Regions from separate parts of the Homo sapiens genome. Here region 1 is linked to region 2. Evidence: read pairs that join two places in POLR2A ChIA-PET (ENCODE). Cell type or tissue: GM12878. All regions are shown on one strand. Each heading gives the region's core, and the rest is flanking DNA. Links, peaks and the distances in the headings are about the cores only. Region 1 overlaps SGMS1 (sphingomyelin synthase 1). Region 2 overlaps SGMS1 (sphingomyelin synthase 1).

Region 1 (2,801 bases), core at 187-2,686, 140 kb before region 2:
GATCTAATTCCTTATTATGGCTGCATAGTATTCCATGGTATATATGTACTACATTTTCTTTATCCAGTCTATCATTGATGGGCATTTGGGTTGGTTCCATGTCTTTGCTATTGTAAATGGTACTGCAATAAACATGTGTGCATGTGTCTTTATACTAGAATGATTTATATTCCTTTGGGTATATACCCAGTAATATACTGGGTCAAATGGTAAAATATGCTGGGTCAAATGGTGTAAGTAATATGTTGGGTCAAAAGGTGTAAGTAATATGTTGGGTCAAATGGTGAAAAGCAACTGCAATAAAAGCCAAAATTGATGAATGGGATCTGATTAAACTAAAGAGTTTCTCCACAGCAAAAGAAACTATCATCAGAGTGAACAGGCAACCTACAGAATGGGAGAAAATTTTTGCAATCTACCCATCTGACAAAGGTCTAATATCCAGAATCTACAAGGAACTTAAACAAATTTATAAGAAAAAAAAATCCCATCAAAAAGTGGGCAAAGCAGTTAGAGTGGCGATCATTAAAAAGTCAGAAAACAATAGATGCTGGAGAGGTTGTGGAAAAATATAAACGCTTTTACACTGTTGGTGGAAGTGTAAATTAGTTCAACCATTGTGGAACACAGTGTGGTGATTCCTCAAGGATCTAGAACTAGAAATGCCATTTGACCCAGCAATCCCATTACTGGGCATATACCCAAAGGATTATAAATCATTCTACGATAAAGACACATGCACACGTATGTTTATTGTGGCACTATTCACAATAGCAAAGACTTGGAACCAACCCAAATGTCCAACAATGATAGACTACATTAAGAAAATGTGGCACATATACACCATGGCAAACTATGCAGCCATAAAAAAGGATGAGTTCATGTCCTTTGCAGGGACATGGATAAAGCTGGAAACGATCATTCTCAGCAAACTATCAGAAGATCAGAAAACTAAACACCATGTGTTCTCACTCATAAGTGAGAGTTGAACAATGAGAACACATGGACACAGGGAGGGGAACATCACACACCGGAGCCTGTTGGAGGGTGGGGGGCTAGGGGAGGGATAACATTAGGAGAAATATCTAATGTAGGTGATGGGTTGATGGGTGCAGCAAACCACCATGACATGTGTATACATACCTATGTAACAAAACTGCACGTTCTGCACATGTAACCCAGATCTTGAAGTATAATTTTTAAAAAAGTGGGCAAAGGATATGAACAGACACTTCTCAAAAGAAGATATCTATGCAGCCAATAAACATATGAAAAAAAGCTCAACATCACTGATCATTGGAGAAATGCAAACCAAAACCATAATGAGATACCATCTCATGCCAGTCAGAATGAAGTTAAGTTTTGCAGTCCACTGAGGATTATAAATTCTCATTAGCTGGGTAACCAATGGTTTTCCATTTCACTGAGAAAAAGTCTACCAAAGTATGCTTATAAAAATAAATTGGAGTGACTGAGGTAAAAAGCCTAATTTAAGGAACACAACCCTAGGGACTAACATCAAGTTTCAAAATTAGCAACAACTCACAGGCCCAGATAGGAGAAATCAAGTTCAAGTCTACCTCCCAAAATAAATTTCTAATACTTATTTAGATAGCTACAAAAGATCAAACTATTTTCAGACTAGAGAACATGCAAAGGGATAAATTCTAAATTCATGGCGCTTAAATGTATATCCTTTGAGCATTCCTCGCCATGACAGCACCACTTGCGTGCCCACCATGTTCTTTGCTCCCATATATGGTTCTCCCTGTCTCCTTCTGCTGGTCTCCTGGAGGTAAAAAAAGAATCAAAAGATTTTAAGAAAAGCACATGTAGATCTCTACCTAGATCTCCACACCAGTCCCTACCCTTAATGCATTAAGGTTTTCTTTTCCTGACAGCAATTACGTTAATTCTTTGAAAACAAATATCCATCAATCAATTCATTACATCCTTTCCACTCACCGCTGACTGTGACTTCTTGCTTCTAACTAAGATGTGCTAATTTCCCAAACTTCCAGGTCCCACTTTCACTGAGCTTCTCTATTAACTAACTGCTGGTTAAAAGCACCAAAGTTTGGCTCCCTAGAGGATAATCCTTATCCATGAAGTAGGTCACCACTGGATCACAGGATCAGGTTGTAAAGTGACCACAGCTCTAGTTTTGGACTAAGGTAAAATACCACCAGGGGGCAACGCAAAGTCTGTGAAATTACACACTCATCCCAGTGCCCTTCTCAAGTTATACAGCATCTTAGAGATAGCTTCCAATAGATGTCCTGGGACCAAGTGACAAAACTATGTAATGGAATTGCAAGAACTAGAACCCCTGTTTTCTGAGCCATCAACTGATGTGCTCTCCTCTATATCCATGTGATTTTAATGTGCATTTAGTGACTCTACAATTAGTTGTTTCCATAGTTTTTCATGCAAACATACTGCATATCTAAGCTATCTTGCAGTCATACAAGACCATATCTAGGACACTTCAAAGAAATACAAAAGCTTAAAAATTAAACAGCATGTTGTTTTCTAGAAGGACTAATCTCAAAACCATCACTACAAATATTTATTCTTGCTTTATACTAATTTTTTTATTTTTTATTTTTTACTTTTTGAGCCGGAGTCTCGATCTGTCACCCAGGCTGGAGTGCAATGGTGCGATCTTGGCTTACTGCAACCCCTGCCTCTCGGGTTCAATCAATTCTCCTGACTCAGCCTCCCGAGTAGCTGGGATTACTGGCACCTGCCATCATGCCCAGCTAATTTTTGTATTTTTGTAGAGACAGGGTTTCACCATG
Region 2 (2,801 bases), core at 144-2,643:
AACACTGCAATGTTATAAAAAGCCTAAAGTACCATTTAGAGTTGAGCAAAAGCAAAACAGAAGGACTTTATCTCTTCTTTCTTGCAGCTGCCACTGATCTGAGTTCACACAACAAGCCCCTTTGTCTCTGAGCTCCCATGCAGCTCTTCTGAGCGACAGAAGCCCAGGAACACCAAGGTCCTGGGCTCAGGCCAGCCCAAGCTGAGCGAAACAGGCTAAAATACAGGCGGCTTGGACATTCCTTTATCAAACACTCTGGAGGGGCAGAAAGCACAATTTTGCACACATGATCACACTCTGTACCTACAGTGGAGTGAAATCAGGCCTGAGCCATGGAATTCACCTGTGCACCCTGAACAGCACCCTGATTTTTATGATCCCTGTGGCAAATCCTATCACTTGCATCCAACTGAATTTACCATAGAATCCAACCACCTCTTTTTTTCCTCAAATTAGCCAACTACCAGCCAATAGCCTGGTATAATAACACCACTTACCAGAACCACTGGGCCTGCCAGGCTAGACTAAATCAGCAATTACACGCACTTAGTGACAAGAAGTTCTCATGGAGAAGTCCCCAGATGGCTTCATGCTATCCTCAGGGGCCTCAGGCCCCAATACCCTAATACCCTGGAATGGCAATGCCCAAGAGAACTTATGTTCCAACCAGGGGTTCCAAGCCAGTGGCTCCTCTGGTTACAGTAAGCCTCAGCTTAGTTGGAGACAGGAAGAGAACCATTTAATCCCCCACAACAGATCCCATGAGGGACAATTCATGGGATCTGCTAAAGATGTACCCACTCCCTACTACTGGCCCCAGCAACTCAGCCAGTCTTTGACCACCTCAAGCAATGTATGGGCTCCCCAAAGGTGCTGTGTGACAACAATGCTCTATTTAAAACTACAGTCGTTTATTCTGTGAGTTGTTTTTAAAGTAAAAATCAAATGATAATGTATATAAGAGCACCTCAAACATTTAAAGAGCTAAACAATCCAAGAGTATTCAAAGATTTACCATTTTGGCATGCTAACCACACTTGAGGGCTGAGACTCAGGGGCCATAAGTTTATGGGGTCTCCATGTCCTCATAGTAGGCCACATGGGCTGTAGTGGAAAACCAGCACAGTCAGACATTGACTGAATCCTAGAGCTGCATCCTAGGGCAAGTGACACAAGCTGCTTCAGCTCACGTTTCTCATCAGTTAACTGCGGTTAACATCTCTCTTGGTATGACAGTGAAATATCAAGTGACAAAAAGGAAGTCATGTCAGTCATTAGCCAAAAGCCAGCAATAGATTACTATGGCCCCCTTTCTGATGGGATTTCACTGTGACTAGTCTAGACCGCAGGGAGACCTCTTTAAGTAAAGGATCTCCAACAGCGGAGTTTGTTTGACTCACTGTGGCAGGTGGTTGGAAAGAACCTCTTTGGGGCAGACTTGTGGGTAACTGCCAATTCTCTATACCTTTTGGACCAGGCTCTGACCTAAGGAGAATATAAGAAGTTGTCGGTGAAGTTCTTAAGCCTCTGCCATAAAACCTTGGGCTTTCTGTCTTCCACACTAGACCAAATTCTGCTAACACATTAAGGCTGAATTCAAATGTCATCTCCTATGTAATAGCTTCCTCCTTAGAGATCTCCCCTGTTGCTGAAGTTTAGCTGGCTGTACATGGTTTGGTCCACCCTGATGGATGGTAATTTCCTTAAAAACAGGGCTTGGGGCTCATTTGCCTGTGTAAACTCAGCACCTCATCACAGATGTGGCATCTAGTTAATGATTATTGGTAAGTGCTTGCTCAACTGAGTTGACTACTGAACAGCATTAAATTCAAACCAATTTAGTAAATCCCAGTTTTAAATAAACAAGAAATTTCCTGTTGGGGAAAGACTGTGTAATCTTATACATATTGTTGAGATATCTGTCCCAAAAGGATAGAAGTTATATCCTTCAACCCCACGAATCACAGCCAAGAGTTTGGAATTTAAGCCTTCTTTCAAAATCATATCTTTACTTTGATTTATAAAGGATGTTGATTATCAAGAAACACAGTTTAAGAGCTCTACAGCTTCAAATTTCCAGTTAGAACCCTCCAATTCTTGCTGTAAACATTTGTGAATTGTATTTTAGAGAGTGATTAAATTAGCCATTCCTCCTCCCACCAAATCAAACATGTTGGTTTTTCCAGTAAGACATTTGATAAGCCATTCTAGGAAAATATACATACACATATATATATCACAGTGCATTTGTTATGGCTGAGATTAAAACGGATCTGAAAAGTCAACTCTTCTCTAGTGATGAATATTTTAATGGCAAAGGAATCAGGAGAGGTGATAGAGTGAAATTTGACTGCACATTGTATACTAAACACTATCTCCACTAACGCTAGAATCAGCAGCTTTTGTTTTAACCTTCCAGCAGCATTCTGTTTAACAAAGATCATTAGAGCATCCACCTCTATAGTAATAGCTATTTCCATCACCCAATTAGAAGCCAGAGTACTGAAAGGGCTGCACCTTTGTATTTGAATGAGGCATTCTGTATAACTAATGACTTAACAAATCCTTATCCAAGTAGCTAACAAAATGATCCTTTGATGGTATTTAAGCCAAAGTGCATCATCAATTATTTATTTTTGTTGGTGGTGTTTTTATTTTAAAGTCAGACTTAATAAGGTATAATTTGCATGCAGTAATCCAATCTTTTAAGTGTACAGTTCAATGAGTTTTGACAAACACACACAGTCATGTAATCACCACCACAATCAAGATATAGAACATTTCATTTATCTCAAAAATTT

The links. ChIA-PET counts read pairs that join two places held together with the same protein. Peaks named below come from ENCODE experiments on the same cell type or tissue, not always from the same donor. Only the 100,000 strongest peaks of a DNase experiment are listed, where the experiment ranks them.
Region 1: POLR2A ChIA-PET joins it to region 2 with 5 read pairs; 2 of 35 experiments call an interaction of 5 or more read pairs at or near these places.

The regions. Positions count from the first base shown.
Region 1 is chr10:50,365,758-50,368,558 of GRCh38, forward strand. The region is part of intron 6 of SGMS1 (sphingomyelin synthase 1); the gene reads right to left. Among named protein-coding and RNA genes, the nearest start is that of ASAH2, 120 kb to the left of the region's middle. In GM12878, for the core only: a CTCF peak has its summit at 2,180 (motif pointing right); no DNase peak of the experiment used is centred there.
Region 2 is chr10:50,507,234-50,510,034 of GRCh38, forward strand. All of the region lies in intron 3 of SGMS1 (sphingomyelin synthase 1), which reads right to left. Among named protein-coding and RNA genes, the nearest start is that of SGMS1, 120 kb to the right of the region's middle. RefSeq lists an enhancer at 1,447-1,526. In GM12878, for the core only: no CTCF peak of the experiment used is centred there; a DNase peak (open chromatin) is centred at 1,308; H3K4me3 peaks cover 382 bases; H3K27ac peaks cover 1,658 bases.